2 separate regions of the Homo sapiens genome follow, and region 2 is linked to region 1. A link is an interaction called in ENCODE POLR2A ChIA-PET data of the cell type or tissue named here. Cell type or tissue: Panc1. All regions are shown on one strand. Region 1 overlaps HMGA2 (high mobility group AT-hook 2). Region 2 overlaps MSRB3 (methionine sulfoxide reductase B3).

Region 1 (5,000 bases):
CAGCCTCCTGAGTATCTGGGATTACAGGCGCCCACCACCACGCCCGGCTAATTTTCGTTTATTTAGTAGAGACGGGGTTTCACCATGTTGATCAGGCTGGTCTTAGTCTTCTGACCTCAGGTGATCCACCCGCCTCGGCCTCCCAAAGTGCTGGGATTACAGGTGTGAGCCACCACGCCTGGCTGTGCAACATGTTTCTAAGTGAACAGTATGACTTCAGAGAGTCATACTGTTTTAAGAGAGTTAACAAAAGAATAAGCATTGGATATACTTACCTTTTTTCAGATGTTATAACAAATTTACCAAAATGCACCATACACACACACACACACACACACACACACACATTCCATAACTTCAAACAACAGAAAATGGGATTCTGTCTGTCTCTGTGTCCCACAATCAGTACCACCACCACTACTACAGTTTGCTTTTATTATAGTATTATCAATTTTCTGCAAATAAGCCTAAATGTCTTAGGTAGTTCTACATTTTTATATTACACAGTAATTGAGGAAAAACTAAATATTTTTGAAAGTGCATTTAAAATACTACTTTAGAACAATTAATCTACTTGGGTGTACAAAATGAAAGCCAGTTGTTAGAAATCTCTTATACTACAAAAATTAAAAAAGTGTTAAGCATCAAGGATTAGACCTGGACTAGAAGTATGTGTCACTTGGTGGATGACCATGCAACTCAAGAAGAGGAAGAGTGGATTTAGAATTCAAGATAGAGATGAAACACTCATGTACTTAGTGTGTGTGAAGTTTAGGAGAGGGAGCTGAGCTGATGGAGCCATGGGTCACAGTAGCTGAAGCCATGGCTGTGGATAAAGATCCCAAGAGAATGTGGAAAATGAAATGTGATATAGAAAGTGGAGAAGAAAGGGAATATGGGGACCACTGCACACAAAGGAGATAATATAGGTTGTCAACTGCCAACGGCAGTATGTGGACCAGTGGTCTTTACCACATCCTTCTCCAGCTGTCCCACCGTCCACACGAACTTACGCATGCTTCCCTTGCTCTACCCACCCATGCTCAGCTCATGGTAATTGGCATGGCTGTTTCATATCTATTAGGTCACTAGACTGAGCTTACCACTGGGATAATCAACAACAGCAGTGAACCCTAAATCCTGACGACACTATCAGCACTTAAGTAGAGCTGGGGAATGAAACTAGAATTCTTTTGGGGCCAGATCATTAACTCATATCTAGTGACACCCCATTTTGCCTCTGGAAAAGTTAAGGTTTTGTTGTGCAATTAGCTTTACAGAATGGAGCATTTCTGTTGGTTTACTAAAACTGTTAAGCCAAAATAGGGCACAAGTGCAAGTCCTGGCTCCAGAAGTTGGCTGTACCTTCCTTTCTGCAGTACAAGGTGAACATCTGTAAAGAAGAATGCAATGTCCCGGGTGTGTTTAAACTGACTGCCTTGGCCTCAAACTAAAACTGTTAAGCCAAAACAGGGCACAAGTGCAAGTCCTGGTTCCCGAAATTGACTGCACCTTCCTTTCTGCAGTATGAGGTGAACATCTGTAAAGAGGAGTACAGTGTCCCTGGTGTGTTTACACTGACTGCCTTGTTTTCAAGGATCATTAGATTTCAAAGAAAAAAAAATCACAACAATATCCTTTGCATGGACCAGATGATGAGAAACTAAATTGTAATTTGGGATTCATTCACAAGAAAAGTCCTGAATGGTTTTCCCATGGACAGGATCTTGGAGGTTAGGAATACCAAATCCTGTGCCCAGCTCAGTCTCACTGACTAGGGAATGTTGTCTTTAGACTACAGAAGTCGCAACCCTCACCCCAAAACATGAAGTATTCAAACCTTTTGAAGGGTGTGATGTTTCCAGGTAATTTGGCTTGGCACAGGAATTGCATTTATGCCCAACTTTGGCTAAGCGATTTTAGTAGTCCAGCAAAAATGCTCTGTTCTGTAAAGGTAATTGCAAAACAATATCTTCATTTCTCCAGATGGAAAATGGGATATGAAAATCCACCAAAGGAAAGAAATATCATTTCCCGCACTGTGGCTCTGCAATCTTAGAAGGGTTCCATGAATATTATGTATGTGCAGTAAACATTTATGACCTTATTTAGGTCCAAGCAGCATGAGGGATTTTGTGCTAGTAGTTGTTGATGAGCACTACAAATAGGGATCCTTTATATCTGAGGTATCCATAGTAACTAAGTAGGGCCCATTTCCATCGTGCTTATTTGCTTCCAACCTGCCAACCATGCTTAGACTCTGAGGGCTCCAGGATTCCTAATTCATAAAAAAAACACCCCAGAGAGGTGGGTAAGTGCTTTTCAGAAAAAGCAAACTTAAGCAAGTGATTTTAAGAGATTTGAAGAGTGCTACATGGCAGCCAAGATGATAATTTTTTGGCCCAAATATAAATTTAATTGAGTAGTGTTATAAAGACAAAATTACATAGCCAGAAACAGAATTATGAGCATTAGGAAAATAATAGTGTTGTCTTCCATCTCCTTGAAATCCCCTGTTATGTTACTCACTCCACTGTTGACTATTTTGTAGATAGCACACATTCACCTTGCATTTGGCAGAGAACACCAGCTTTGCTATGAATGCTCACAATTTTTGTAATACAGGGAAATATTTAACATACTAGGAAAAAAAGGTTTAAATTCATTAACATTACTATTGTAATGTTCATATACTCCTCTTTTCTTAGGACACACTACAAATGATTTTATAGTGTTTCCATTTAACACACATAGTAGCTTTTCTTCTGGATTGTATGTGCAGTGCCATTGAACAGAAGCATAAAATTGTCAGTGGCCTACATTTTTTAGATTATTTAACTATGATTAGAAATATTTTGATCCATTTTTTCACTTCAGCTCTTTTTCATATTAGTGCACACTTGACCCTTGAACAATACAGGTTTGAGCTGGACGGGTCCACTTATATGCAGATTTCTTTCAGTGAAAGTTACACTGAGTGCTTCTGCCTCTCCTGCCTCCTCTTCCACCTCTTCTCCCTCTTCTGCCTCTGTTACCCCTGAAACAGCAAGACCAACCCCTCCTCATCCTCAGCCTCCTCAACATGAAGACAGTAAAGATGAAAACCTTTATGATGATCCATTTCTACTTAATGAGTAGTGAACAAATTTTCTCTCTTGCTTGTCTTATTTTTTTGTAGTTTACATGTAGTTTGTAAGGATGCAGTATATAATAATATCACATACAAAATATGTGTTAATCGACTGTGTTATCAGTAAGGCTTGCAGTCAACAGTAGGCTATTAGCAGTTAAGTTTTGTGGAGTCAAAAGTTTTGCGTGGATTTTTGTTGGATTTCTGACTTCACAGGGAGTCAGTGCCCCAACCCCTGCATTGTTGAAGGGTCAATTGTATTTTTGTCTGATTTCATGAGGGTGAACTTTTTATACTATACTTTTACAGATAGAAATGAAAGTACTTAGTAATAATTGAACATATGTACAGTAAAAATATTATAGCTGTTGTTTTAAAATAATTGTATTAAATTGAAACTTAAGTTAGTCTTCAGGCTTTTTAAGGTTTTCAAATTTGAACTGGAATGCAATTCAGAATGTGCTAGAATAACATTTCTCCATTTCTCCAGTGTCAAGATGGGAAGGCATACATTCTAAGCGTCTGTATCTCCATCTATTTTTCTTTTTTTTTTTTTTTTTTTGAGACAGAGTCTCGCTCTGTCACCCAGGCTGGAGTGCAGTGGCTCAATCTCGGCTCACTGCAAACTCCGTCTCCCAGGTTCACACCATTCTCCTGCCTCAGCCTCCCGAGTAGCTGGGACTACAGGCACCTGCCACCACGCCCGGCTAATTTTTTTTTTTTTGGTATTTTTAGTAGAAACGGGGTTTCATCATGTTAGCCAGGATGGTGTCGATCTCCTGACCTCGTGATCTGCCCATCTTGGCCTCCCAATGTGCTGGGATTACAGGCATGAGCCACCACGCCTAGCCATCCCCATCTATTTTTCACTAATATTCAAGCTAGAGTTGCTGGCTAAAATGATGGAGCATCAGAATTTGTGAACTCTGGGAATCATAGCAAGTGTATAACTATAATTCCTTTGTGTCTAAGGAGGGTGGACCTCTATATTAGAGAGAAGATTTACAAACGTTGGGGAAAAAATGGAAATTGAGACTGACTCCTAAGGAAACATCTGTTCACTCACTCAGCAAACATTTAGCCCACTCTGCTAATGCTAGGCACTGTGCTAGATATTTGGAGAGACACTGGAGAAAACTTAAGGTCCCTAGTCTTGTGGCTCTTACATTCTAGAGAGGGATTATAAATGACGGCGTAGTTATTAAAAAAATACAGATGATGATTTCAAGCCTTATAAGAGCAAAGAAGAAAAGTGAACCAAGTTAATGTAATGGAGAGTATTGGAGTAGGCGAGGCTGCTTTAGATCAGAGAGTCTGGGTGGACTTGATGGAGGAGGTCATGGATAGCCTTGCAGCTGGTAGACCTGTGGGCAACATTAACAGCAGATAGGACAAGAGGGTTAGGGGCTAACTGAGCATTCACCTTTGTCTTCTTTTTCCCCTCGGTTATGAGTGTGACAAGGCGGAACATCCAAGGGATATGTTGCAGGTGTCTTAAGAGTCAGGTAAAAGGCAAGATGATTCATTATATCTGTTCTTTTTGTGATACCCATGTAACTACCTATAAGCTTCAAAGTGAAATAAACATTACCTCTTGTACCTTAGCCCGCTTCTCATTCTTCATTACAAATTTAAGAAGGCAGTTATTAATGTGAATAGTCATTCTTCTTTTCAGCAGTGCCAACTTTAAAAAAAAAAATCACTAACACTTACCTGAGATGCAGCTGACATGTACCAAGATTGCTTGCCATTGCCCTCTCAACCCATCTGAGTCAAATTTTTCTTTCTGCTGCTGTTTTCCTTCTGCTGCCATTTTTCTTTCTGCTGCTGTCAAGATAGGAACATGTGCCTTCCCATCTTGACACTGGTA
Region 2 (5,000 bases), 580 kb before region 1:
AAAAATAGTATATTATTCATAACATTTGTCTAAAGTGACACATTTACATACAGTATATAGTATTGAGTAATTTCCAACTCTTTAAAAATAATGGAGACCCTTTCATGTAGTAGTAACTATGTTTTTAGTATCTGTTGACTGAGAAAATACGTAACAGCAAAAGCTACTATAAAACTTTGAAATAAGTTCTTGTAAATGTAAAAAAAATTCTCATATATTTGGAAAGTATACATGTGGAAATTATGACTTATAGAGTCTATGGACACTTGATTTCTTGCTTTATGGATACTCTCAGGAAGTTCTGGTCTCAACTTTGAGTATCTCATTGTCCTCTTACTTTAGAATGTGGGGTATGGGGGAAAACTTCTATTTGAAAATTTGAGCCATAGCGGAAATTTTGGAATGACAGGGAAACACCTTCTCAGAATCCTCTTACAATAAAATTTATATATGTTATGCCAGACAATGTACTTTATACTAAGACTGGACTTTTAAATAGTCTCATGGATTAGAAGTCAGATACAATAAATAAATACTTTTTAAAAATTATATTTTTAGGTATATGAGCATTGTTGTTGGGACTACAGTGCTATTTTAAAGTGAAATTTAGTTGATTTGCATGTGAGTATACACCTACAGGTCTCTGTTATAGCCGTGACATGTCTTCTGTTACTATAAATTACATAACAAATCCTTATGGTTTCTTGGGTCACTTATTTTATTTAAAGACAAAAACATCTTTCAGTACATATGTAAGACTTAAGGCATTATTGAAAATAAGCCTGTGCTACATGGTAGAATCTATTAAAAAAAAAAAAACACTCAGGCAAGGCACAGTAGTTCATGCCTGTAATCCCACCACTTTGGGAGGCAAGGAAGGAGGATCACTTGAGGCCAGGAGGTCGAGACCAGCCTGAGCAACATAGGAAGACCTAGCCTCTACTAAAAATTAAAAAAAGAAATTAGCAAGGTGTGCTGGCATGCACCTGTGGTCCCACCTCCTCTGGAGGCTGAGGTGGGAGAATCGCTTGAGCCCAGGAGTTCGAGGCTACAGTGAGCTATGATTGCACCACTGTACTCCATTCTGGGTGACAGAGCGAGACCCTTTCTCAAAAAAAAAAAAAAAAAAAAAAAAAGCAAAACCAAAAACCGAAAAACAACTCAGGACAGTCTTTGTATAAATTAGATAGCCCTAAATTTTATGTTTGTTCTTTCATTTCTCTTTTTTTTTTTTTTTTGGCTGCCGCCCAGGCTGGAGTGCCATGGCAGGATCATAGCACACTGCACACTGTAGCCTTGACCTCCTGGGCTCAAGTGATCCTCCCACCTCAGCCTCCTGAGTAGCTAGGACTACAGGCTTGTGTCATCATGCATGGCTAATTTTTTAAAAAAAATTTATGTAGAGATAGGGTCTCCCTATGTTTCCCAGGTAGGTCTTGAACTCCTGGACTTAAGCAGTCCTCCCACCTTGGCCTCTCAAAGTGCTGGGATTATAGGCATGAGCCTCCACGCCCAGTACATTTCTTTTGTTTTTATTGTGTTTGATTGTCAGAGAACCTGAGTTTGGTTGGGGTTGAGAGAGAACTATAGGGCCTATTATAGGTGAATACTTATTTTATCTTAGATTAGTGGTGTGTAGCTAAGGAAAGGTAAGGTCATATCTTCCTGTAACAGTCCAGATTAGATAGGGAAATGGGTGAAAAGCCACAAGTTGTTTTGCAACTCTGGTCTCACAGTAATTGAGAGCAAAAAGGAAAAAGTGCACTGTAGTCCCCCTTGTTTCTGATTTTGTGGGGTGTGAATATGCCTTCTAGTCAGATCGCCTTAGGGGGCCAGGAAGAGGAGGGTTGAGGGCAGAGCATGTTTACCTGCGTGCAGAGCCACTTGAAAAATTATAGGCTCATTTACATATTTGCATCCTTGTGTATGTGTTTGTGTTGCAGGGGAGTCAGTGTAGTATTATGAAAAGAACATTTGACAGTGAATTGGAAAACTAGGTTTTTCTAGTCTTGTTTTTGCCTGAGTCGTTTAAGCTTCTTGTGCCTCAGTTTTCATATCTGCAAAATGAATGAATTGGACTGGGTAATACCTGGTGTTGCTTTAAGATTCTGTAGGCTGGGCATGGTGGCTCTTGCCTGTAATCTCAGCACTTTGGGAGGCTGAGTCGGGCGGATCACGAGGTCAAGAGATTGAGACCATCCTGACCAGCATGGTGAAACCCCATCTCTACTAAAAATACCAAAATTAGCTGGGCGTGGTGGTGTGTGCCTGTAGTCCCAGCTACTCAGGAGGCTGAGGCAGGAGAATCACTTGAACCCGGGAGGCGGAGGTTCCAGTGAGCCAAGATCATGCCACAGCACTCCAGCCTGGCAAGAGAGCGAGACCCCGTCCCCCCCGCAAAAAAAAAAAAAAAAGATTCTGTAATTTAAGGATTATTTTAAAGTCTCCAACTTTCTGTAATTTTTAATGGAAAAATATAGTTAATACAGTATGCAAAATTATGTCTTTTTAAAAAATATTTTGTTCAAGTTGACTATCTTGTGCGATTCACTATAAGTGTTACACTGCATCTAAGATCTTATGTTTGAACTTCGTAGCCTAGTGTGCCCAGTAATTTGAGCTACTGGCAAAGTTACATAACCCTTTTAAAGATTTAGTATTTAAAGAATAGATTACAATGTATCAGAAGCATCATATTAAATATCCCATCTGAAGTAATGGTATTAAGGACTAGAAATTATGTCTTTCTAAATGTACAGCTGGGAATTGCTTATTTATGCTTGACAATAGATTTCAGATGAGAAAAGTCCTCATTTAGCAGGATATATTACCATTGGAATTTGCCTCTGATTACCCTATTAAATATATTTAACTCTTAAGGTTGGTTAATCTGGTCTTATTTTTAAAAAAAACTTCACTGTGAGTTTTAAAGAAAAAAACTTGGCTAATTTGATGATTTTAAAAAGTATCTTCTCTTGCCTGTAAAATTCACTTATAAGATTTGTCCTTTTTATGAGAGAATATTTTATACACAAAAAAGAATATATAGTGTCTATATAAGGTATAAAGAATATTTTAAAAAAATCTGGGTACCCTCATCCAGCTTCAGAAATGAAATGTGAAAGATGCCTGTGAGACACACATTTCCTGTACTCAGAAGTACCCATAGTCCTATATTTTGTGATTATCATTGAACACAAATAACTGATAAACCTTGCTTTCTTTATAGTTTTATCATAGATGTATGTCTCTATATCATATTGTTCAGTTTTGCATATGTTAGAACATTATATAAATGTTATTGGCCGGGCGTGGTGGCTCACGCCTGTATTCCCAGCACTTTGGGAGGCTGAGGTGGGCGGATCACCTGAGGTCAGGAGTTCGAGGCTAGCCTGGCTAACAAGGCAAAACCCTGTCTCTACTAAAAATACAAAAGTTAGCCGGCATGGTGGCACGTGCCTGTAGTCCCAGCTACTCAGGTGGCTGAGGCAGGAGAATTGCTTGAACCGGGAGGCAGAGGTTGCAGTGAGCCAAGATTGTGCCATTGCACTCCAGCCTGGGTGACAGAGTGAGATTCTATCTAAAAATAAATAAATAAATAAAAGTTATCATCTGCTGTGTATCCTCTGTGACCTGCATTTTTTATCTTTTTAAATTGTATTTTAGGTGCAAGGGATACATGTGCAGGTTTGTTACATGGGTAAAGTACATGTCATGGGAGTTTGGTGTACAGATAATTTTGTCACCCAGGTAATCAGTATGGTATAGGTAATTTTTCAATCCTCACCCATCTTCCACCCTCAAATAGGCCCCAGTGTCGATTGTTCCTTTCTTTATATCCATGTGTACTAGATGTTTAGCTCCCACTTAGAACATGTGGCATCTGGTTTTCTTTTCCTGCATTAATTTGTTTAGGATTATGGTCTCCAGTTCCATTCATGTTGCTTCAAAGGCCATGATCACATTTTTTATAGCTATGTAGTATTCCATGATGTATGTGTACCATGTTTTCTTTATCCCCCACAAAATTATGTTTATGTTATCTATATTGGTGTATATAACTCATCTTTCTAAAACTTAGCATTTATTATCCATATGTTTTTCTACTTTTTAATTTATTTATGCTCCTTGGACATTTATCCATTAGGATTCTTGTGTTTTCCTATGGAGTCAAATCTGTATTTTCTCCTATTACTTTCAAGCTTCATTATCTATATATTTAATAATAATAGTGATGATAATAGTGATAATAATACCAACCACTTACAGATATGTGCTATGTGTCAGGCACTATTCTAAATATTTATTTATTACAGTTTTATCAAGGAAGTACAATATCATCATGATAAATCATATATTAAGATTAAGGACTGAGGCAAGAGTGTTCAGTAATTTGTATGACTGTGATTTAATCTGGCAGTCTGACTCCAGAGTCTGTGTTTGTAATCATTCCACTACTTTGACTCCTATGTAGTCTTTTCTTTTAATTATGCCTTTTCCCATTTAACTTTTTAAGATATTTAAACATTTCTATGACATTCAAAAGAGAATGGCCCTAGTGTGATGTTCAAATGGGTTCTACTGTACGACACCGGTTGCTCAAAGCCATGACACAATGTAATTTTCCATGATTTTGTTCTACAGGTCTTTTAAAAATTCTCTGGGATTCACTATTGCTTTTCTTTTTCCTAACTGGGGGGAAAAGTATGCCTTATTTGTTATCCTTCTAAAATATTTCAGTTTTTTACTTTTGGTCTGTGGTTTGGAATTGATTCCCTTGATTTCCTTTGTGTGTTCGGACTAGTTTCTTCATATTTGGACAATGCCCTCCTCTTTTGAAAAATATTGATATGACCTTAGATGAATCACTTAATCTTCCTGAGCTTTGACTTTTTCAAGTAAGTTGCATCTGTTAAGTAATGAATATTTTAAAATCAGACATATATAATTGCTAATCAGAACTCCTTTTCAGTATGAAATAACCAAGGGAGTTCATGAGG

The links. Peaks named below come from ENCODE experiments on the same cell type or tissue, not always from the same donor. Only the 100,000 strongest peaks of a DNase experiment are listed, where the experiment ranks them.
Region 2: POLR2A ChIA-PET joins it to region 1 with 20 read pairs; 2 of 35 experiments call an interaction of 5 or more read pairs at or near these places.

The regions. Positions count from the first base shown.
Region 1 is chr12:65,861,961-65,866,960 of GRCh38, forward strand. All of the region lies in intron 3 of HMGA2 (high mobility group AT-hook 2), which reads left to right. HMGA2-AS1 (HMGA2 antisense RNA 1) reads right to left here. Exons shown (of 3, transcript NR_158985.1): 2 at 4,844-4,994. Among named protein-coding and RNA genes, the nearest start is that of HMGA2-AS1, 18 kb to the right of the region's middle. In Panc1, no CTCF peak of the experiment used is centred here; no DNase peak of the experiment used is centred here; H3K27ac peaks cover 2,268 bases.
Region 2 is chr12:65,285,910-65,290,909 of GRCh38, forward strand. All of the region lies in intron 1 of MSRB3 (methionine sulfoxide reductase B3), which reads left to right. Among named protein-coding and RNA genes, the nearest start is that of MSRB3, 9.7 kb to the left of the region's middle. In Panc1, no CTCF peak of the experiment used is centred here; no DNase peak of the experiment used is centred here.